Linked DNA regions of Mus musculus: regions 1 and 3 are each linked to region 2. Evidence: chromatin loops called from intact Hi-C (ENCODE). Cell type or tissue: gastrocnemius. All regions are shown on one strand.

Region 1 (8,000 bases), 340 kb before region 2:
TTCAAGGAATACACATTGTACCCTGCTTTAGTTGTCTTGGTTCCTTCGGCGACTTGGTGATGATGGCAAAGTGAGTTTGAAGCCAAGGCTCATGGCTCATAGACAGACTCCCTGATGGTGCTGGAGTTTAAGATCTGTGTCTCCATATCTCCTGTAAATGTATGGAAACAACAGAGCCATGATCCAGGATGACGGCCAAAGGCTGAGAGGGGGAGACACTTCTGGCCATGCCAGCCCGTTGCTGTGGCAATTGTTTCTTCTGAGAAAGTTCAGGGCAGCTGAATGTGGCTCTCAAGTTGTGCATGAGTGACCCCATTAGACAGGAGGACAGATGAAGGGTCCCATGAGAGGAGCCTGTGTCTCTTCCCCAGAATGTACTGGGAGGCACTGTGCTGGTTGGCTTTGCCAACTTGACACAAATCTAGACATATCTAGGAGACGAATTTCAATGAAGACAGATTGATCTGTAGGCAAGTCTGTGGGGGTATTTTCTTGCTTAAAGATGGATCTAGGAGGTCCCAGCCAATTGTGGGAGGTGCTGCCCATGGGCAGATGGCCCTGGATGGTATAAAAATTGGGCTGAGGGAGCCATGGGGAGCAAGCCAGTAAGTAGCATCCCTCCATGGCCTCTGCTTCAGCTCCTGACTCCAGGTTTCTGTCCTGACTTCCCTCAGAGATGGACTGTTGCCTGGAAATGTAAGAGAAACAAACCCTTCCCTCCTCAAGGTGCATTTGACCACAGCCGTAGAAACCCTAACTAGGACAGGCCCTTTCAGGTGGCTTCAAATGCCAGTTAATATACACAATAACTAATGTTGTTTTCTTCAGTGACGCCTCAGCGACAGGGTTAGGAGTGGGGGTGAGGGGTGTGTATCTAGTCTCTCGGGCTAGGCCCAGGCTCTCCAGGGCACCCCAATGTGTTCACGTCCTCTTCTCAGTGAGGGTTTAGGGTGATGTCTCAGTGACTCAGTGGGAGAATAGCTACCAGCACAAACTCTCTGCGACCTTTAAGGCCTGCCAGTTTATTTACCACATCCTTTTTCGTCCCTCATGGGGAATCTTGTGACCCTTGACTTACCGTTGCTATGTTAATGATTGGTATAACTGGAAATGCTGTATCCTTGCCAGGTCTCCTATCAGGAGATGTGGCCAGTCCCTCCGGGTGAACTTCATCCTGAGGACTGCTATGAGCACGGTAGTGACCGTATTCTCTGCTTGGACCTGGCAATCTAGTAGGAAGGTTGACGAGTTCTCCATTCTGCAGGATTTCTCGGAGCATTTGACATCCTAATGGACCTCAACCAAGGCTGATAAGTCTGACTATACTACCTATGCTTGCTGGATCCCAGGAATTCTTGCTGTGAGGGACTCTCATGAACTGCCATTATGTGGAAGTGGACTCTGACATGGACTAACTCACTGGAGCATCTCAGGCCATTTTTAAAGTCACCAGTCACTGCCCAGCACTGACGACGTCTCCCCCCCCCCCCATCCTCTCAAGCTGACATGAACCCAGATGCATCTGATAAACAACAGCAAACTCCCATGCTCTCTGCTGGCTGCTGAGACGTCACACCCTTGGCCATTTGGCTCATGTTCTATGACCTTTCCTCACCCCGCTGCTAGGAGCAGCACCTGCCCCTTGGGGAAAGAGGCAAATGGGGATATGGGAAGAGATGTGAAACTGGTAGGGGAAGGGTCACTTCTGGGCATGCACCTGGCAGCCTGCAAGGCGGTTCTGGGCATGAGCCTGGCGGCCTGCAGGGGCGGGGGAACCACCCATTAGTTTGGTTAGATGCTTTGTGGGGATTGTTCCCCTCTGGGTCTACCCTTTCTCAAGCGGGGGGTGGGGAGGAGGCTGTGCAAAGAACTCCAGCGTCCAGGGGTGAGGTGCTGGTGTGCAGAATAGAGACTGAAGCAGACAGATATAGCAGCATTGGATTGGGCCCTTCAGTTGCTTTTGGTCATAGCAACAGAAACCCCAAATAAGACAGGTGCAGGGAGTGGAATCCAGGACTTCCTCTGTTACCTCCTCAAGGAACATCACATTTCTCTGAAAAAGAGATCCATGCTCAGGGAGGGGTCAGAGGTCACTGGAAGTCACATTGGACCTGACTGTGTCTGAGCTGAGCCAAGAGCCAGGTTCTTACTTCTGTCCCCATGGCTATCACTCGATCCTGTCATCAGGTTATGAATAAACACTGTACTTTAAGACAGCCCATTAATCAATCGAAGAACACAGACTACTTTACCAGCCCCAAATGAACACTTTGGGCCTCTGTGAGGGCCTGTCATCCTTCACTTTCCAGAACTTTCCACTTCCCTTCCCACTTGAGCTTGCTTCCTAAAACCGAAACCTTATAGCTGCTGTCTGGCTCACCACACGCCCACCCCGTCAGCTAGCCGCTTGTCTTCAAAAAATTTCTTTGTATTGTCTCAGTATCGAGTCTTTGATTTTCTGACATTTCCACAACACCCTAAGTGTTCTTAGCATTTTCTCTAAACTGGAAAAATAAAAAAAGCAAAATGCTCTCCTGGGGAGAAAGGGCAAATTGTATGTTCTTTTGTTTACATGTGTGTACAGAAAATCATTATTCTCCTTGGTGATTTTCCATGTGATATCAACAGTGAGATGGAGAAACTGGGACTCTGTAATGGCTCCTGAGGGACTTTTTCCTCTTTGGTGACCCCAGAAAGCTCTAGGCATCCAGCTATTTTTGAAAGAAAGGAGGAAATGCGGACGGCAGCCTCTACCAGCTGCAGGTCACTGAGTGGCCAGCTTATTTTGATGATGGCCTATTTTTACTTTTATTTACTCTGATGTTTTGATGCAATCGTTGGCATTTTGTGTTTGGCCTTTGACCTTTGAAAAGTGCCATTCACCTTGGGAATGCCCGGGGTCATCGGACTACATTTGAGGGATGTGAAGTCACCCATTTCCTTAAACTGTGGCCACTCTGCTCCTGCAGCCAGTGAAGGTCAAGGTCCACCTGGGGAGAGAAGGCTAACCCTATTTTTATATAAATTCTTTTTTTTTCTTAGAAAAAAAAACCCAAACCACCTGGAGTAGGAGCTTGTTTCCTCTGGCCCAAGGTTTCTACCAAGATTTCTGTCCTTTCAGGGAAGACCTTGAGCCAAGACTACTATGGGAGTCAGGTATAACACAGCTTCATGCGATCCTAAGAGTCTGTGATTCATTCATTCCTGCTAAGGGAGATTCCCGCACTGGACTGGGAGTCATGGTCGGGAGGAGGGGCAACTGTGTCCACTTCACCAAACAAAGATCCAGAGCCATGAAGCGCGGAACTTACTGAAGCCTTGGCTGCAGGTACAGGAAGAATCTCTCCTGCAGGTGACCGTGGCTCACCTTGGAGGTGACTGACTGTGGCCCACTCCCTTTCCATCTTTGGCCCCTTTCCCTTCTCCTTTAACACAAAATGTGTTGGATGCATTTCTAAATCTTTTTCAGCACGGGCTTCTCATAAAATGGGACCTTCTCAAAGGCTAAGCAGGCATCTGGACCTTACAGAGTCAGGGTCAAGTTCCATGCATATCTGAAGAGAAATTAACGTGGCTTGAATGAAATAAGCCACCACCCCGGGCCTCACACATATACTGCACCTCCACTCAGTGCTTGCCATTATTTGGTGAAGAAGGCTCTATTATCACTCCAAATGGTGAGGGCATCAAGGCTTATGGGGGATGGCTTAAAGTCATATCTGAGGAGTGACACAGCCGTGATCAGCCTGCAGGGTCCATCCCCATCAAAGTGTGCTTGGAATTAACTGTGTAACCATATCTAGTGTAGGTCAGGAGCTAGAGCAGGGACACTAGGAGCCCAAACGCATGCACTCAGCATTGCAGCAAGGTGGGTTGAGCTCTCTAAAGCACACTGCATGCCCTGGGGCTAACCTTGCCTGGATTTTTGATGGAAAGAGAAGTCAGATATGGAGAGGTGGGATAGGAGTAGTACCTGTGGTTTCAGGATCAATAGCTGGAGCTGACCCAGTTGGTACTCAGTCCGTATCACGGCTGGTCCTGGATCCGCAGCTCAGAGCTGAGCTCCAATTGACCAAGTGTTTGCAGAAATACTGAGTTTCCTTCTAAACCAGCACCCTGTGGACAAGAAGACTGTAACCTTATTCTCTTCTTTCGTTGGCTGTGGGGTAAGGGTCACTGTTGGCTTGTAAATATTTTTTCTTTTAAAATATTTATTTTATACTCAGGGATGTGTAAATGTGTGTGGGTAGATACCTGAGGAGGCCAGAGGTAATGTATCCAATGGAACTGAGGTTCCAGGCGTGTGAGCCCCTGAGGTGGGTCCTGGAAGTTGAACTCAGGACTTTTGGAAGAATAATGCATACTCTTATACTGCATTGTTTGTGCTTTTTTTTTTTGTCATTTTCAAATTTTTGTATGTTGATTTTTTAAAAAGTGAAATAATGGGTCCACATTTAATGGTAGGACCCGATACAAGACTACATCCTCATCTCCGTATTTTGGAAAATAGGAGAGTAGTCGTTTGGCAGAAGAGATCCTTTAAAAAACCCGCTAAGAGAGGCAAGAAGCCCCATTACTACCGCCGATGCCCACAAGAGGGCGTCTCAGGTCATCGAGAAGCAAACGCAAGCCCAGGATCGCTGCAGCTCAGCAGCGAATGACCAATGAGTAGGCTCTGATATACCAGTTGTGACCCCGCCTCCCCTGCGCTTTAAGGACCCCCTTTCTCTTCTACATCGCTGGAGCCATTTCTGCTTTCTCCAACCCTGAGGGCATACCGATCACTTTGTGTGTGTGTGTGTGTGTTGGGGGGTGGGGAGGACTGATGGACACAGAAATGGAAACAGCATACGACAGCTGTACTGCACACCCCCCCCCCCCCCACGAAGGCGTGACATTTCTGCCCTTCCAATGAAAGCTCTTCTTGGAAACTGAGGTCTGGAGCAGCCGTATTAAAGACATCTGTCACTAACCTTGTCAAAATCAACCTGGAGCTTCTCCGGCAGAGTCCAGTAGGTGGAGGCGCAGGGCGGGGCTCATCTTTTTTCTAGGACACTGCAAAGGGAGTGAAAGGTGTCACCTTGGTGGATACCCATCCAGGACACCACACATGCCATCTGTTTTGTGGCTTGTACAGGCACAGCAGAGAAGTGCCGCTAGCCCATTTTAAGATGGAAAGAGCGAGGCGAGGGGAAGTATTGCAGAGCCTATACGCTCAATATCTTTCAGCTCTTATGGGACACAAAGAATCGAGGTGGCAACCCTAGAAGGGTCCAGGCTTTCCCAGGTCCCTACTCTTCTGTAAAGAGGAGATGGGATTCAGCGTGGGAGGGGACCCTTCCTGAGAAGCAGGGTGGGTGAGGTGAATGCTCCCCTTCTGAATTCTCTAGGCTACAGGGAGACCCAGCTTTGCCTCCTGTGAGCCCGCGCAGGAAATCGGTTTTCCCTCCCATTAATGCCTGCTTTACTTACACTTCTTACCACAATTACTCTGCGGTAATTAACAAGGGAAATAACACATCTGGGGCTAACTGCGGCTCCAAACAGATGTACAAGATGCAAAGGCGTTCGGAGGGCCCCATGCTGTGTCACATCTGTCCTGAGTACCTACTGTGAGGGAGCTTTGAGTTCAGGAACAAGGCCCCTGCTGGCCACCAGGGTGGTTTTCTAGGGAGGTCTTGAGGGGTGCAGGGGTGGATCAACACTGTCGGTAAATGGTAAGTTCCTGAGGACAGCAGACAGGAGTGATTGTGGCAGGGACAGTCCTTCCTCTCCCTTCCCAGAGGTGACATGGAGCTGAGGGCAGTGGAGAAACCAGGGGGAAGTATGGCAGGCAGCCTGGGGACAGGCAAGTGTCATAGCTTGAGGCAGAATGAGGGTCTTGCCCTTTGGGAAAATGGACAGACTGGTGTGCAGCTGAGGGATACATATGAGGGTGAGGTGGCTCCTGAGCCCACAGAAAAGCAGTTAAAAGCACAGAGGGAAGCCCTTGAGGGGACCGGCTCTGTCTGCTGCTCTTATTCTTACAGGGCCACGGGTCCAGGGACTTTGCACAAGCTGGAAGTGACAGGCCAACGTGAGCCAGCCACCATTCCCATCTATTCTTTCCCACCTTTGACAGTGTCCCCTCCCCACCTTGCTAAGATGTCCCAAGCCTCCCAGGGACAATGAGTCCTGTCCTTCCCCTTCTCCCTGAGACCCCATTCCTCCTTCAGAGCAGGTGGCTTTGTGGAAGGACTCTGGAACTTTCATTGCAGACTTTCTGACTCCCCTTCTCCCGCCTTCCTATTTGGGATACTTCTAGCTTACCAGAGGCCAAGGGGGGCTAGGGAGGAAACTAGTTATGGACCCAAGTGGGTCCCTAGGAGAATGACTCCCCTCAGGAGCCACCCACACAAGGCAGGGCCTTGTCATTTTATTTTTATCATAGTTCTGTGTTCCCCCTACAACCACACCTTGCTTTTCATGGTCCCCAGGGACTTTCTATAAGGATCTCTTGATCATTCCTGCTCCCCTCCCAATTATGAATGCACCCGTCCCTGCCCTGTCCTTGTTGGGCATCCCTGGAAATATCTGCAGGTGTGTGCATGTGTGTATATGTGGCGATTGCTAAGTGGCTTTTAGAGTGCAGAGATAGGAACTGCCCTTTGTGGAGGCCTCTGGAGGGCAGTGGAGAGGGGACCCTGAGGAAGGAGGGGTAGTTCCACCCTGAAATTCTTCCCTCCCATACCTGGCTTGATTTTGATCATTCCTCTTTAGTGTATTCCTTTTTTTAAGGAAAACGGAGGCTGTACCCAGAGGATGAATGGATGGTTAGTTACTAAATCCATTTCACTAGCAAGGAGTATGTGTTTATGTGTGAGAGGGGATTCGCTTGGGAGGTGAGAGGGGCGGGGCTGGCTTCGAAATCCACTCACCTGGGTTCTAATGCTAGTGCTGATTGCCCTGAACGACTCCGTCAAGAGTTTTGTACCCCATTTTTCTCCTATGTGGAGTAGTGCTTCCTGCGGTCAGTCTGCGAGTTCAATGTGGCCATACATGTGAAGTCATTAGCAGGGTGACTGGTATAAGAAGTGCCCATTAAATGTTGGCTGATGTCACTGTCACCCATACTGCAGGTGGGAACACTGAGGTCCTGGGTGCTTTCCTCTGCAAGGAAGTCCAGCTCTGAGGACTTCCCTGTGAGATCTCCCTTGTAGGATCTTAGCTTCTATGCCCCCTGCCCCGAGTACCATCTCAGGCTGGTCCTCTGAGTATAAGGTATAGCCCTTGGGCCAAGAGAGGTGCCCAGCAGGGGACTAGCTCTGAGCTCCCAGGTTAAAATGACTTACTGGGCTAAGGGCCCTAACCAAGAGGATTGTGACCATGCAGGGCTGTGGGTGGAACCCTGAGTTCTTAGCCTTCCCTGGAGATGCCTGCTAGACTGATGGATCCTCGAAAACACCCTAGGTTAAAGAGTCAGCCAAATGTGAGTTCTGTCCCTGTCACTTGTGCTTGGTGTCTTTGGGCTATACCTGGCCCCTCGGAGTTAAATTTTCCTAACCACACAAGGAACAGCAACATCTGCTCTGGAGGAACGGCAGGACTGGGAGATGGTATTTATGCAAACACCTCTTTATAACCAGCCGGCATTTGTGTTCTCATGCCGCTGGGAGCCGAGTGTGCATCACCTGCCATCTGCGCTAAGCCTCATTTCCCACATCCCGGTAATGAGATAACTCTGTAACCTTGCATTGGCAGAAACATCCCTGGTCTTACCCAGCACACCTCTGAACCCCCTGAATCTGTTCACGGGGCTTTCTCTGGCTGTACAATCTCCAGCGACCTGCCTAAGGATGGGCAGAAGATCCAGGGAGCTAGTGCTCCCAGAGCTGACCTCAGTCACTAAATAGATGGACCAGGCTAATAGATAATCCCCTCTGCTCCCTCACTCCAGGGTCAATGCCACAGAAGGACCCTGTCTGTCCACAGGAGTAGCCTGCCACTCATGACCGTCTTCC
Region 2 (8,000 bases):
TTTGAATATGAGGAGAGTCTGTATAAAAAGAAGTTTGGGTTTCTGGCTGTGTTAAGACATCAAATCTGGCTCCTGGGTCATGTTCCTGCAGGGTAATGGTTCGTGCCTCCTTCATAGTATGTGTCTGTACACTTCCCCTGTTCTACAATCCCCACTACACCCTGCTGCATCCCTGCCACAGTAGTCCCATGGCAGGATGGCAGGTACCATTTCTGTTTGTGACCACACTGTTGTCTGTGACCATCCAGCCCTGTTTGGACCTCATGGCATGAGCTTTCATTGTCACCTTTCAGAAAACTATCTCAAGCTGTTTCAGCATAGAAATGGCCTCCATCAAATGGGGCGGCCGACTCCAGCTCTGTCTCTGTGGGCTCCCACTCCCTAGAGTTTACCCATGAAGCCCTCCAGGAGGTAGAGACTCAGCAGGAAATCAGAGGATGTCAGCCCCAGGCCTATGCAAAAGGGGGCTATGGCTCCAGAAGGTGACTGGGTAGCAAGGTCCCCAGTAGTTGTTTCTTCCAAAACAGAAGACATACTATGTGCTAGGTACCAGTTTCCAGGAGTCCTGGGACTCAGACTTGTATGAGAAAAGCCTTGGTCTACCTACCCAGATGACTGAGGCTCTGGGTCTTTCAGTTGCTTTCAGGAGGCCAAAGCTGCCCACTAAATGTACAAAATGTTTGCATTGCGAGGTCAGATGAGTGAGCCACTGAGGTCATTTATTGGTAGCCTGTGCTTGCCTTTCCTCTGGTTTAAGAAGCTAATTTGGGCCAGGCTGTGGTTTTGTGTTTACTGTGCTTATATTTCCCAAAAGGAGGGGAGTCGACCAACCTTGAAGTGTGGATTTTTCAAATGCTGTGTTGTGACAGTTGTGTTTTTGCTTGCAGGTAGGAGGCTAAGTCAGGGGGATCAAAATTTCAAGCCCTGCTTGGGCTATGGAGTGGGTTCAAGGCCAGACTAATCAACTTAGTTAGACCCTGTCTTAAAGTAAGAAAAGAGGGTTGGGGGGTAGCTCAGTGATAAGAGTAATTATGGAGACCTTGCTTGGCGTTCCATCCTCAGCACCTTAAAAGAATTAGATTGTCCACCATGGTCTCCTTGGTGGTAGACATTGGCTCACCAGATTGTAGGGTCAGGGCTTTCTTGACTTTACCCTTTTTCTTGAGCTTTGTGGCTGAGCTTTTGAAGGTCCGTAGCATCTGCAGAGAATTGTCTGTGGAGACTGCAGTCATTGAATGTCACTGTCTCCAGGCAAGTGTCAAGCAAACCATGGGCACATCAGTGGCTGCCTCTGTGAGACTTGGAATCCCTGGGGTGGATCTTACCTGGGCAAACTGTATGGTCAAATCCAAGGGCACCAGGTTAGGGGCTGTGAAATGGTGCGTGTGAGAGGTCGAGACTGTCACTGTCATTATCCTGGAGAATATGGCTGTTTGTGTGCAGGTGGACATACACACATGGATTTATATTTCTCCTGAAATACCTACCTGCCTGTTCCCCTATGAATACAGATGAAGGCAGAGAAGGGGACCTTCCTTCTTACAGAGGAGGCACCTGCCCCAGATAAAGCCTTACGTGCTATCCTAGTGGGTCCAGGAGCCTGACAACTTCAGTGTGTCTCTCTGCCTGTTAAATGGGTCGTACTGCATTCGTGGTGTTGGGAGGATTAGCTGGTATACAGTAGGTGCTCAAGAATGAGAGCCCCTCACCCTCTGTAGATAGAGAATGAATGGGCCTCTGCCAGCTTACATGCTGTCTGGAGGTACTCAACCAAGCTGTAAGGGACACAGAGGAAGCATGGTCCTTACAGTGCCACAAAGCCTCTACAGGCTGTGGGAGAGTTTGAGGCAAATGGAAGACCTGAGCAGGCCTATAGGAACTGCCTCAGGCTGGCTGCCTCATCCGTCATCCATATCACTCAGCACTTCGTTGGGTAGGACAGACCTGCTGAGTGGTGTTTCTCCAGCTGATTTTCAAACAGCACCACTTGGAAGGATATGTAATCCTTAAAAATCCCTATATTTTGGGTGCAGGTTAAGTTAAAGCCCAGCGACTCTCCTTCTGGTCAGTGTCTCGGAGCCATTGGTAGCCTCATCCAAGCTGTATAAGGGGCAGAGATGGCTGAGTATCTCAAATTGACTTTCCTGAGACCTTCATGTACTGGATCAGCTGTGTTCTGTAGTACCCAGAGCATCATAGAAAGAAGAGCTGGGTTGTTGTCTGCTCGTGTGGGTGGGGATATAAGTATAGAGTTTTGCTTGGCCGAGTCCATCCCTGCATTGTGGGGTTTCCAGAGAGATGCTGCAGATGTAAGCTTTGGGGAAGGTACTAGACGTGGCTGACAAGGAGTTCCTACTTCCCCATGCAAGTTCTGACCCTCCTCACACAGTCTTTGGCCTTCCCAGAGCAAGTATGAAACTACCCCTCCCTACTTGTCACATGTTCTGTCCCAGAACATCCTTTATGCCTTGAGATTCTTGTTGGGTCAAAGTTGCCTCCAGGAAATGGACTGACATCCTCAATCCTCATTTGGGAGCTGTCGCAGCAGAATCTTCCAGAGAAAACAGGGAAGCTCATCCCAGCGACTCAATCCTGGAGTAGAAAATGGGGCCCTGACCTGTCTGCCGGCTGCATTTCACCAGTGTGTCCTTGGGCAGGTCACCCTTTCCCTCTCCATCCCTCTACCTCCCAGACACACATTCTCTGAGCTCCATGGGCCTCCTGCCCACTCAGCCCTGACAGACAAGCTGACCATTCCCCGTGCCATATCACGCCCCCTCTCTGCCTCCTTCCAGCAGAAAACACCTTCAGTCGTCGAGTAGAAAGCAAAGCACAGAACCACTTTGAAGAGACCAATAGCAGCTCACAAAATTCCAGCGGTGAGTCTGTCTGTGGTGTGACATGTGGCATCACGTGTCACCTCCCACAGAAGAGCAGGTACCTATGACTGGGGTCTTCTGATGCATGGTGGGGCTTGTTGGGAGAGGGGCTGGGTAGGGAAAGAGAGAGAGAGCAGAGCTTATGAGAAGCAGAAGGGACCATTATATCTAGGAGCCCGTCTGTGGCTTCTGCCCTTGCCCACAGACAGGGAACTTCCTTAATCCCAAACTCAGGCATCAACCTCGCCAGCCCAGATGGGTAACCCTAAGAGAGCCATTTGCTGAGTAGTGCCATATGTAGCAGGCTTCTTTCCAGAGAGGCAAATGGGGTGATACTGGAGCCAGAGGTCCCAGGTTCTGTACCCAATACCACAGAAGAGAGTCTCTTCTAGACCCTGCAGTGCTATGGCTTGGCCTGAGAGCTCCTGGTGGTGTTTGCTGCCACCTGGTGGCTGCCTTGTACTGGCACAGCTTGGGACTCCAGGATTTATAAAGCCTTGGCAGGAATGTGGATGGTCACCAGCAATCCCTATCTTAGAAAGGGACAGGAAGAATGTATGCACAGTTATGGCCAGGACAGGAGGGGACAGGTCTTCTGCCACTATGAAGCTGATGTCATTGAATATTAGGCCTGAGTGAATGCCCCACTGTGCTGACACTGCCTGGTACATACCTGTAGTGGGTGCTTCTTGGCCACATGGGCTTCAGCAAATGGTTCGTTCGGATCACAGATACCAGATGGAGGCTTCTGCCTAGTAGTAGACCCAAGCTCCTTCAAACCCAAGTTTGATCCCTGCTCCTCTGGCTCCAGTGAGTGGTCTAGATGAGTCCCAACTCCTCCTCGGCTGCAAGTAGCTTGAGGAGCACGGACAGCCCCAGAGAACACAGGCAGGAGGAGGGGAGGGAGTGTTGCTTTGGGCGTTGCTTGGCTTGTTTTACCTTGGTGTAAACCAAGCACTTGGTGCAAGTACCACTTGGGTCATCACTGTGACCCTCAGAGCTTCTGTAATTGGTTGGTCTAGGAGGAAAGCATGACCTGCCCGGGGCCACAGAGGATTAAGTGGCAGCCTGGAGCTAGAACGTGTCTCCTGTCATACCCTGGGCTCTCCACCCAAGCCATGCTGCACCCCTTACAGCTCTACTGCCACCAGGGCTAACGTTTATGCAGGGACAGCACTGTCATGGGCTGCTGCTTGCGCTGGCAGCCACCATTCATTGAGCACTTACGACGTGGCTGGCATGTGTTCCGAGCTCTGTGTGTTGCGTCTGTTTTCACCCTTGCCACAGTCCTGTGGGGATAGTGTTCCTGTTACTCCCACTTTCTGGATGAGGAAACTGAGGCTCAGGATAAGTCCACTGTAGCCCCAGGTCCCCCAGACTACAGGTGGAGCCAGGACCCTCCTACTTTGCCTGCACTCCACTTTGCTGCCTGCTATATTGAAGGCTTACCAGCCCCACTCTCTGGCAATGCCAGACAGTAGGAGGGCTTGCCAGAAGACAACCAAGTGGCTAAGTGCGTGGCCATATGAGCATCATACCTGGGTCACAGAGCCTCACTGTCAGAGCACCCTGAGGCTTGGTCGATATCAAGTGACACTGCCTTCTCTGATGGCTGTGCCTTTCTACCAGCACCTCTCACCTACCTTCCCACACAGACTGTGTGTCCACCAAGGAGCTCTCTCCAAAGAGGGCCCCCTGGCTCGCTCACCAGCTGTGGTGCCTTCACAGCCCGGACTGGGGAACATTTAGCTAAACTGTTTCTCTTTTGCAGAAACTGCAAGTCCCCTGATTTCCAACCCTTTCCCTCTCCTGCAGAGTAAGTGATGGTCCTGATGGGAGGGTTGAAGAGGGCACAGCAGGGCAGAGAGTGACTCTCTGGCCTCCCTGAGGTATAGACAGGCCTTGGACCACCCTGAGGGTTAGTCCCAGTAATAGCCTTGGGAGGATGCTAGGGGCTCCGGAGGGTGGAGAGGTCAGGTAGGTAGAACCCTGAGCACACAGGAGGGGGGACAGGTTACCCACTTCTGATTATCCAGACAGCCTCAGGACTTCTCTTCCAAGCCACCTTTTTCCCTCTCTTTCCCTCCCCTTCTACCTAACAGTGTGGTCTTTCTTTCCTCCCACTGCCCCCTTCTTTGCCAGGCACTAGTGTGCTTCCTGAATACTCTGAGCTTTTGGTGTCCCTGCTGCCTGCTCCACTTAGCCCATCCTCCAGCTTATCCAGTTGTACCCACTGCCTCGCTTCCCCCCTCTTTCTCTCATTGCTTCCCCCTCCCATTGTGAGTGTCCTTATTCATCTGTGCATGCGTGCATCTTGTTTCCTCCATGAACAGTGATGCTCGTGTGGTCCCACGGGCAGAGGGTTAAGCTGTGAATCCCAAGGGGCAGAGTCTGTTTCCTGGGAGCTCCTGGTGCCTGGATGTTGTCCTTCCCATGTGCTCAGAACAGTGCCTGCCACGGAGTAAGCGCCCAGGAAGCAGCAGGCCCGTTGAGTTAGCAGCCTATATCTGTGTGGCTTCCCCTCTTTCTGCTCCTGCCTCTCCTTGGCCTTTCTGTCTCCAAGCTAGTGGACAGGCCAGTTAACAGGCTGGGCCCAGGGCCCCAAGTATGCACCTGGATCCCCACCTTCGAAGCTGCCTGCAGCCCAGTGTCAGGGTGCCTGAGTATGGACCACCTGTCACATGCCCACCTGTCTCCCCAGAACCCTACACGTGCGGCGCCTGTGGGATCCAGTTTCAGTTCTACAGCAACCTGCTGGAGCACATGCAGTCCCACGCAGGTAAGGCCCAGAGACCAGCAGAACCCACGCAGAGCACACCCCCCCCCCTCCATCCCATTATAACTGGACACACACATCTCTGGCACTTCCCGGGAACTTACCTTCTGAGCCCCAGCCAGCCTGCCCTTCATAGCTGACTAGTATGAACTCTGGCATCTCAGCTCTGCCTCAGGGTGGTTTGGGGAGGAGGGAGGAAGATGGGTTTCCCAGAGGTTGCAGGTCCGAAAAAAAGACCTGTAAATAGGTTCAAGGTCAACATGAGCAGAAGCGGATGGTAGAGAGAGTCCAGCAGTTGCGTAGATTGTGCTCAGGCCTTCCCCAGGGCAGTCCTGTGCACTCACCATTTCTACCTCTTGAAAGCCCTGGTTCTCAAACTGGAGCTCATGAAGCAAATGAGCAGGGGGGAGGCTGGGGCAGAGGGAGTCCACAGGCTGCCAGGGCTAGGACCGCTCTCCCTCCCAGGCTCAGCCATCCACTGGCAGCCTTCTGAACCCATCCTCACCATTGCCATTGCACAGCTCAGGCATTCAGTTTTCCAGTCTGTATCCGCAGACATCAATCACAGTGGCACCAGCTTCTGGTCTAAATTCTACTTAGTCAGAATTACTGTGTGTCCATAGGGAGAGTCCCCAGGCCCCAGCACTTCCACAAACAGTTACTATGTATCCATACAGCTGTTGCAAGAAGCCTGGCTGGGGCCCTCCCACATGGGTACTCAGGGATCCAGGTCCTTTCCCTCTTATGGTCCTATACACCCCTGGGTACTTAGAGGCTTTCAGCTCTGACTGGTGGTGTGGGGAGAAGTGAGGGGTTACACATGTGACACAGGTCCTAAAAGCTGTCGCCATTGGCACATGACCATCCTAAGTCTGTGGCAGAAGGCTGCTCAGAGCCTCTGTCCAGGAACAACCCAACACATTGCAGAAATAACTGTGCATCTGGGCAATGGGGCAACTACTACCTGTCCATCCAGATAGCTCTTCTAGAGGCATTCGAAATAACACGTAAAGTGGGGTGGTGATGAACACATATAATCTCAGCCCCTGGGAACCGGAGACAGGGGAGTCACAAGTTTAAAGCCCTCCTTGGTGACACAGATCTTCTTTCAAAAAAAAATCAAAGAAATGAAAATAAACACTGCATGAAATATGTGTGGTGTATGATGGGGGCTGATTAGTCAGCATAGTTGTTATCATGTGTGTCCCCTGAGGTTTACAAAGCTGTCAGGTAATCCTCCAGATTAAGCCTGACTAGCTCAACTGTCCAGGTTGTCTCAGTCACTGTTGCTGGGAAGAGACACCATGACCACAACACCTCTTACAAGAGAAAGCATTTAACTAGGGTTTGCTTACAGTTTCAGACGTTTAGTCCATTATCATCATAGCAGGGAGCATTGTGGCACACAGGCAAATACGGTGCTGGAGAAGTAGCTGGGAGTTCGACATCCAGATCCAAGGGCAGCAGGAAAAGAGAAATACTACACCTAGCTTTGGCTTTTGAAACCCCAACACCACCCCCAGTGAAACACTTTCTTCCACAAGGCCACACCTACTCTACTAAGCCACACCTCCTAATCCTTCTCAAGCAGTGCCATTCTGTGATGACCAGGCATTCAAAGATATAAGCCTATGGGGGCCATTCTTACTCAAACCACCACACAGGGGTAGACCACCACATTCCACTCCCTGGAATCCCACCCCCTCCCCCCGCCCAGGTTTGCAGCCATATCATAAAGCAAAATTGCATTCAATTCAACTTTAAGAGTCCCCATAATTTATCACAGTCTCCACAAGTCCAAAGTTCAGAGTCTCTTGTATCCTTGACTCTAAAGCCAGAATGTGGCCAAAGCTGCCAAGTTCTGCTGCTTGATGGGGCTGGGACATGGCCCCCTTGTTCAGTTACATCTGCACCAGCTTTCTGTTGTTGACGGTTTCTTTCACTGCTTAATCTTTTCTTTAATCACTTTTCACAAGTCGGAAGCTTAGCTGGGTAAGGTCTTACCCTGAGGTTACCACTTCCTTTATTCATTTAGCTTCAGGTGTTTTTTTTTTATTGTTTTGTTTTTTAAAAATGTTTTATGTCCTTGAACACAGGGCATAGCTCCACCACACTTCCTGGTCTGCTTTTCTCTTCAAACTGTACAATTTGTAATTTTCCTTAATAAGCTTGCTCCTTTTCATAATAGTCTTCATAAGAGTAGCTGCTAATAACCATAGTCAAGGCATGGGGGGAGGTAGCCACATTCTTTGCCAAAATATTACAAAAATGGTCTCTAGGCCATTTGTAATAGTCTTTCCCTCTGAAACTTCTTGAGTTGGACCCCACAGTTCAAGTCGCCCCAG
Region 3 (8,000 bases), 230 kb before region 2:
GGAAAGGTAGGAGTGGGTAGGTGGGTGGAGGAACACCCTCATAGAAGCAGGGGAGCGGGGTGAGGATGGGATAGGCGGTTTCCTGGAGGGAGGGAAATCGGGAGAGGGGATAACATTTGAAACGTAAATAAAGAAAATATCCAATAAAAAAGGAAGGAAGGAAGGAAGGAAGGAAGGAAGGAAGGAAGGAAGGAAGGAAGAGATAAGTCAGAGGGCTCACAGTTTTCAGATTCAACACTTTCTTCAAATGTCATAGTCAGGGTTGCTCTTGCTGGGAGGAAACACCCACAACAAAAGCAACACTGGAAGGAAAGGGTTAATTAGGCTTGCATTTCCACACCACTGTTCATCAGGCCAGGGACTCAAGCAGGAAAGGGACCCAGAGGCAGGGACTGATTCAGAGGCCATGAAGGAGTACTGCCTGCTGGCTTGCTCCTCATGACTTGCTCATCCTCCTTTGCTATAGAACCCAAGACCGTCAGTCAGCCCAGAGATGGCCCCACCTGCAACAGGCTGGGACCTCCCCTATCAATCTCCAGTTAAGAAAATGCCCTATAGGCTCATCTACATCCTGGTCTTATGGAGGCATTTTCTTAATTGTGGCTTCCTCCTCTCCAATGATTCTAGCTTGTGTCCAGTTGATGTGAGACTGTCCAGCATCAGGAGGCAACACGGCACAAAGAATGAGCACAAAGGTCAAGGGCACAGAACTGAGCACACAGGAACAAGCCCTCCATCCATGGCTGGCAATGGAGTTTTGACAAGGATGCTGAGACAATGCAAGGGGGCAGAGTCGTCCAATGGTCTGGGCCTGGGTCAGTGTTGGCTAACACGTGTGAACCCTTGGTTCAATATCCAGTGCCTCATAAACAGGTCTAGTGGAGCACACCTGTAGTCTTAACTCTCAGGAGGGAGAGACAGGAGGGTCAGAAGTTCAAGGCCATCCCCAGATACACAGTGAGTTCAAGGCCAGCCTAGGAGATGTGAGGCCCTGTCTATTGATAAGTAAATACAAATCAGCTGGGATACAGGCTTTCCATACACAAATGAGTAAGCTCACCCCTCGCCTGTTATTGAAATTAAATCCAAGTGGATCATAGATCTAAATGTGAGAGCTAAAACTCTAAAACCCTTAGAAGAAAATAGAGGTATAAATATAAGTGCTTTGTGTGAAATCATATATCTTTTTAAGCATAGCAGCAAAAAAAAAAAATCCAAAAATAGACCTCAAAGAATAAAAAAATTAATTTAAAATATGCTATCAGGAGAATTGGGAGGAAGTACCCGTGATTCATACATCTGATAAGAGCTCTGTGTGGTGTGTGGAAGACACAGAGAAATATTGCAGCTCAAGAAAGTTTAAAAGTCGTTATTTCCCCAAATACCCAAAGATTTGATATGTATCTTAAGAAAGGCACACAAATAATGGAAGGTACACTAGGCAAATGCATACCAAAACCGCCAGGCGGGGCTCCTTCACGTCTGCTATGATGGCCATAGTTGATGCAGACTCACAAGCTTGATGGAGACACAAAGATACTGAGCTCCAGAGGGGCAGGCCCCTCTCCTTTGGAAAATAATATGGTACTGAGTTCAACACTCAGTAGGTCCACTCCTCCAATGCCAAAGGAATCAACGACACATGTATACATGGAAACACTCAGAGGATGCTCATGGCTGCTTAACTCTGAATGTAGATGAATGGTTGCCAGTGGCTAGAAGTGGGGGTGAGGAATAACTGTTAAAGAGTCTGGAGTTCCTATGAGGTAATGAGAATGTTCCTGAACACGGTAGCAATGCTTGTGATTTTGACAGATATTAAAACTGCTGGGTGTGCACGTCAAGATGAATTGGTAGTAACTAATTCTTTCTCAATAAAGGTATAATTTCTAAAACTAGTATGGCAACACCCTTCAAACAGCATAGTTATGGGGAGTGAACTGATCACACCTGAAGCATCTTGCGCATGCCAGGCACAGAGGAAAGACTTAGTGCATCTCATTTTCCTTTCTGGAATGACCATACCCCACTTCCTCAGCTACCCTCCCCAGCCCTAGTTATGTGATTCCCATCCCCCGCAACCTCACTATGTAAGGTAGCTGGTCCCTCTTGCTACTTCTAGAGCAGCCAGGGTCATTACTAAGATGCCTCCGCCATTGTTGCTTACAATAACGCGTAGGATACTCATGTCCATAAGAATGCAACCACCTCTCCGTGCAGCCCCAGGACTGGGGAGATGGCAGTGTAGCTCTGTGAATCCAAGCCAGCCTCTCGGCCAGTTTGACTCTGGGGTTTCCTTCTGCTCCGTTTCCATGAGGACAGTTTATTAGTCCACGATGACAGGGATCCTAGGTATTGGGCGTTTGGCTGGGGTTGATGGGGAAGCTATTTTAAGTCCCTGGAGTTCAAGGGTATGTGCCTCAGCACTTTTGTTTGGATTGATTTGTAGTCCTGCTTGCTTGACCTTGCTATTTAAAATAGTTCGAAGAAGAACAGAAAGAAAAGAACCATTCCAACCAGAGATGCAGATGGGTCCTAGCCAAACCCACCTCCCGCTGACCTTGAATGCGGCCTTCCACAGTGACCATGAAGCCAGAGGGACAGCTCAGCAGAACAGCCCAGCAGAGGGGAAGAGTCTGGGGAGGACCGAGGGGTGGATTGCCAAGGTTGCTAAAGGATCCAGAGACAAAGAGCAGTAGAGTCCAGATTGCCGACGTCTCAATGTCTCAACACTGTTAGAAGTGTTTACCTGTTGGCTAAGTGTCTTGAGCCAGGTGCCTGAATGCCTTCTGAGATTACAAACCTCGATCCACACAGCATGCAGTGAGCTAAGATGTGACCAATGTCTTACAATGGAGAAACGGAGACTCCCTACTTTGTAGAGTTTCCCTTCATGCCCAAGTTCATATGGCCAATAAGATGACAGGGGTGGAGTCTGACCTTCGAGCCAGCCCTCCAGCCACCAGGAAGCCATCCTCATTCAGAAAACCAATAGGGCTCTGAGCAGGAACCATGTCAGCCAGGTGATTGCCCCAGACCAGTGACACCATTCCTCCGCTTGGGTTTCCTGGGAACCTGAAGCAAGCTAATCAGTATGCAATGTGCCACACCTACCTTGCAACCATTCATATACACTGTCATCTCCCTCTCTCTGCCCAGACTGAGAGTCCACGTCCAGCCTAGAGCTGCGCAGACTACTGGATTTTGTCACTTAAAGCTGAATCCCAATCTTGGACTGGGGGCCAGGACATCCATATGGATTTCCTGTGTGTTCTTAAATAATCCACTTAACCTCTCTGGCCCCCAGTTACCTCATACATAAGGTAAATTAAGGACCCTTGCTTTTCCTACAAGATTGCTCTGTAGATTCAGAAGAGTTGCCTGATGTGGGTGAATATAGAACCCTCCCAACAGATAGGATGTAATGAGAGGGAATGACCAGTAGGTGGCAGTGCTTCAAAGCGCCCGTGGGAGGTCCAAAGCATCCCTTCCCAATCAGGTGTAGGGGACATCAGCCTTCCACAAGCTCCACACACCTGTAAAGTTAAAAAGGAAAGTCAGAGAGACATGTTCCTTCCAAGGGCCCAGGATACCACAGTGGTAGCATCAGGATCAGACCAAGTTGGCTTGCCTGCTGAATGCCCTCACTGAACCTCTATCAGAATCCCGCGGTGTGCAAGTGCTCATGGGAGCCCTTTCCTCTGAGCATTACAGTTGCAACCTGTCTGTGCTTTCTAGCCTCACCTAACAACACATTTACCCCCTCTCTGCTCCTGGATGGGTGCTCACCCAACAGGCCCTGTAGATCAGACAGGGATAGCTATCAGAAGCATACTGCATCGACCAGGGACCCAAAAGGGCAGAGTCTAGCCCAGCTCCACCTCCAGCTTGCTGTGTTACCTTGGCTAAGGCGTTCAACAGTAGGTCATAAAATCAATTCCATATAACAATAAAATTAGCATCTATCTACTTCAGTATAAAATGGCTCCATGTTTATACACACAACCTGACAGAAAAGATGTTCTTGGCTTTTGTCCCTCGTGTGCACGTCGTGGGTGGTGTGTGTGTATGCTTGCAGGTGTAAGGGTGTACTGTACATGTGTCGTGCACATCTGTAGAGGTCAGAGAACAGCCTTGCCTCCCACTTTGTTTGAAGTAGAGTGTCTTCTTGATGCTCCAAACACTCTCTCTGCTAGCTGTCTTTCAGGATCCTGTCTCTATTCCCCATCTTGCCTTAGAAGTAGTGGGTTTACATATACGTGGGCGCCAGGGATCCCAATTCAGGTCCCCACATTTGCAAAGCAAGCACTTTACCCACTGAGCCATTTCCCAAGACATAAATAGCATTCCTTTTGTGAGTCAAAAATGCACAGTTGAGATCTGAGAATCCCTCCGTCACCCACAAGAGTAGTTCCAACTGTGCAGTCCTCAGTCGGCTCCCTCTCCTCACAGCCTCAAGCCAGGGACGTCCTTGCCAGAGTGCTTCTGCCGGTGACCTGGTGCTGGAGAGTGGAAAAGGTCTAGTAAATGCATCCCTGATCACTGCTTCCTTCCCCAAAACAGCCCCTCCCCCATTTTATCCTCCACTCGTTTGTATGAAGATGCTGTAACCCCCACCTACAGAGAATCACACTAAGGCTGGGAGAGGTACAGAGATTTGCCAAGATCTCACCCTGGCTGGGGGGCCCCTGCATCCGCGCAGAGCTTAGGGTAGGCATTGCCTTCTGCCTGTGGCCAAGACTGAGAACCGGCCTGAGCCGCTTCCACGTTGCCTACCAGCACCCTCCATCCCTCTTGTTCCAAGTCACTTTTATTTTCTCTCTCTTTCAAGTTTGATTGAATTTACAGTTAATGAATCCAACTTTGTCATTTAGGAGATGCTGGCGCAATAAGACCTGACAGGGAGAGAGTGATGGCGCAATAAGTCGTTCGGGAGCTGCAGCTGTCCCTGCTCACTGTCTTGAGCAATGGCTGCCCCATCGGGCTCGGAAGAAGCCACTGGACTCTCAGCAGGAGCAAGGCGGGGTGGGAGGGGCATTTCATTTAGGTACAGAGCTCAGAACAGAATTTCTGGATTAGCCCCTTGCAAAGAGGGCTGGGGATGGGAGGGGCAGACAAGTGGGACAAGTGGGTACGAGCTCTCCCGCTGAGCTGCTTGCTGTGCATCCTTGGATAATTCACTCTGACCTTTCTGGTCTTCAGTTTCTTCATCTGCTGAATGGAGCAATGGCCCAAGGTGGTGACTTTCTAAATTGCAGGAAGAGGCATAGATGCTTGTTAGACAGAATTTCAAGGTAATTAGTTGACAGTCAAATGAGTGCCTTGACACCTCTCTCTCTCTCTCTCTCTCTCTCTCTCTCTCTCTCTCTCTCTCTCTCTCTCTCTCTCTCTCTCTCTCTAAGGGAGCTCTGCCTCCGGTCCTGCCATTGGGCAGTGATGGCGGAAGGACCCCTAGGAGAATGAGAGAGAACAATCTTGAATAAACAAAACTTTCAAAACTTCAGAACTAATTAAAGAGAGAGCTGGCACTTCAGATAGAAAACACAGACCTGCTCAGCAAAACTGGGTCTTGGAGGGCAGACCCAAATGCTCAAATACCGTAGGGGTCCAGGGCTGTCACCCTTTGGATGTTTACCCTGCCCTGACACTGTTTTTAAAACCACGTGATGGGAAGTGCATGAAACATGGGTGGAGAGTGGTCAAGCCGATTGCTTCCGTCTCTTGAAGCATTTCTCCAACCCCACAACCCCACTCCACACAGGCAGCGCTGCACCTTCGTCTCTTTGGTTTTATTTCTTCATTTTTGAAGTATGAAGAAACAATAATTTGAATGTCAGCAAGATGACTTAGTGGATAAAGGGGCTTGCTGCCAAGACTGATAACCTGAACTCAATCCCTGGAATCTACGTGGTGGAAGGAAAAAAACCTCTCTTTCTCTCATTCCCTCTCGTATATACACACACCTGAGAGAAAAGTTTCATTTTACCTATATTTGAAATGCTGTGTGTATTTTTGAGTATGTGTTCATATGGAAGTCAAATTAGGGAGGTTGTTTGTTTGTTTGAGACAAGGTCTTGTTATACAGTCTCAGCCAGCCTTAAACTCAGTCTATAGTTCCCACTAGCCTTGAAATCCTGATCTCTCTGTGTCCTAGCCAGGGTCACCACTACTGTGGCAAAACACATAACCAAAGCCACGTGGGGAGGCCAGGGCTATGTGACTTGCACTCCCACTTTGTCATTCTTCATCAAAGGACGTCAGGACTACAACAAGCAGCAGGAACCTGGAGGAAGGAGTTGATTTGGAGGCTGTGGAGGGGGGCTGCTTATTGGCTTGTTCCTCATGGCTTGCATCACCTGCTTTCTTAGAGAACCCAGGACCCCACCCCCAACCCCCAGTCCAGGGATGGCCCCACCTACAATGTGCTGGGCCCTCCCCCATCAACCACTAATTTAAAAAAATGTCTTATAGCCTTATCTTAATTGAGGCTTCCTTCTCTTTGATGACTCTAGTTTGTGTGTCAAGCTGACATAAGAATAGCCAGCACCTGCTGTCTGGGCCTCCCAGCACTAGGTTAGAGGTGTGTACAGGTGCCTGGTTCTTTATTATGTTTTTAAAATGCATCCTAGAGGGTGCAGCTCAGTGCTAAAGAGTCTGCTGACATGTATAATGCTGAAGGAAGAAAGGAAGGAAGGGAGGGAGAAAGGGGAGGGAGGGAGGGAGGGAAATATTTGGGGTAATGCTGTATAACTGCTGAGTGTCTGAGGCTGTAGCCATTGACTTATGGTAAGAAAATGTCTGTGACTTTTACTGGAGACGTCTCATGACATGATTAGCATGGCTTCAGTCTGTCTAAAGAATGGTGAATTTCAATTAAGAGATTAGTACAAATAAAGAAAAACAGAGATATAGTGTTTCCCTCATTCCCTGAATTCTAATAGGATTCTGTAAGTCCCTCCCGTTGTTTGAGACTATTTTTTTAATAGCCCACAATACAGCCATAAGCTTTCTTGGAGTCTATTTCTTGTTTTACAAACACCTGACTACAAAGACTCAGCCACCTGTAGAACCCAACTAAGGTGGTAGAAGGGGTGGGTGGGGGTGGAGGAGTGGAGGCTCCTAACACAGACACACTCCTGGGCCTGGGGAAATAGCTCAGTTGGTAAAATGTTTTCAGTAACAGCATGAGAACCTGAGTTGGATCCTTTGAACCCATGGGGAAAGCCAGCTATGTTCAATCCTAGCTCTGGGGAGGCAGAGCCAGGAGGATCACTGGGACTCACTGGCCAGGCAGCCTGCCTACTTACCAAGTTCTAGGCCAATGAGAGACAGGGTCTCAAACATATAAATACATGCAGCTGACAAGAAGACTCAGCAGGAGATGGGAAGAGTATTTGGCACAAAAGAATCCTTAGGACCAGGGGAGATGGCTCTGTTAGTACAATGTTTTCTATGCAAGCATGAGAAATGGATTTTGATTCTCAGAACTCACCTAAATATGGAGGCAGAGAACCAACTCTATTTAAAGTTGTCTCACACATACACACACACTCACCTCACACATACAATGCACTCATACACAATTCTCTCTCTCTCTCTCTCTCTCTCTCTCTCTCTCTCTCACACACACACACACACACACACACACACACACAGAGACAGATCTCTCAAGGTCATCTTTGGATCAGATATGTCTCAATACACCCCCTGACAGCACCCCCATTACAGGTCCCCGATATACATGTTATACACCTTAAGGTCACAGGCAGTCTCTTAGTTCCTCAGTAGACATAAACTCTATGTCATAGGCTTTTGTAACTTAAAAATTGAAAGCACAAACAAACCATATGAAGGAGGCTCAGTGCTCTGGACCCCGGAAAGCAGGTTTTTCTTGCCCCACTCCCAGCACGCACACAGACCCTAAGGAAAGCCTGAGCCTGAAAAGAAAGATGGTAGCAGGAATAAACAAATTAGAAAGCACAAAAACAGAGGAATCAATA

Evidence for each region. Hi-C counts contacts between places; a loop is a spot of excess contacts. Peaks named below come from ENCODE experiments on the same cell type or tissue, not always from the same donor. Only the 100,000 strongest peaks of a DNase experiment are listed, where the experiment ranks them.
Region 1: a loop joins it to region 2, with 6 times the contacts of the local background. A loop is called at or near these places in 19 of 42 quality-filtered maps.
Region 3: it touches region 2 in a loop (12-fold over the local background); 23 of 42 quality-filtered maps call a loop at or near these places.

Annotation. Positions count from the first base shown.
Region 1 is chr4:62,775,964-62,783,963 of GRCm38, forward strand. No RefSeq gene overlaps it. Among named protein-coding and RNA genes, the nearest start is that of Gm30699, 4.8 kb to the left of the region's middle. In gastrocnemius, a CTCF peak has its summit at 4,595 (motif pointing right); DNase peaks (open chromatin) are centred at 4,613 and 5,015; H3K4me3 peaks cover 579 bases; H3K27ac peaks cover 1,315 bases.
Region 2 is chr4:63,115,751-63,123,750 of GRCm38, forward strand. It overlaps Zfp618 (zinc finger protein 618), which reads left to right. Exons shown (of 15, transcript NM_028327.1): 12 at 2,796-2,879; 13 at 5,581-5,658. Among named protein-coding and RNA genes, the nearest start is that of Ambp, 34 kb to the right of the region's middle. In gastrocnemius, no CTCF peak of the experiment used is centred here; a DNase peak (open chromatin) is centred at 3,316.
Region 3 is chr4:62,886,382-62,894,381 of GRCm38, forward strand. No RefSeq gene overlaps it. Among named protein-coding and RNA genes, the nearest start is that of Gm25391, 49 kb to the right of the region's middle. In gastrocnemius, a CTCF peak has its summit at 3,448 (motif pointing right); a DNase peak (open chromatin) is centred at 3,467.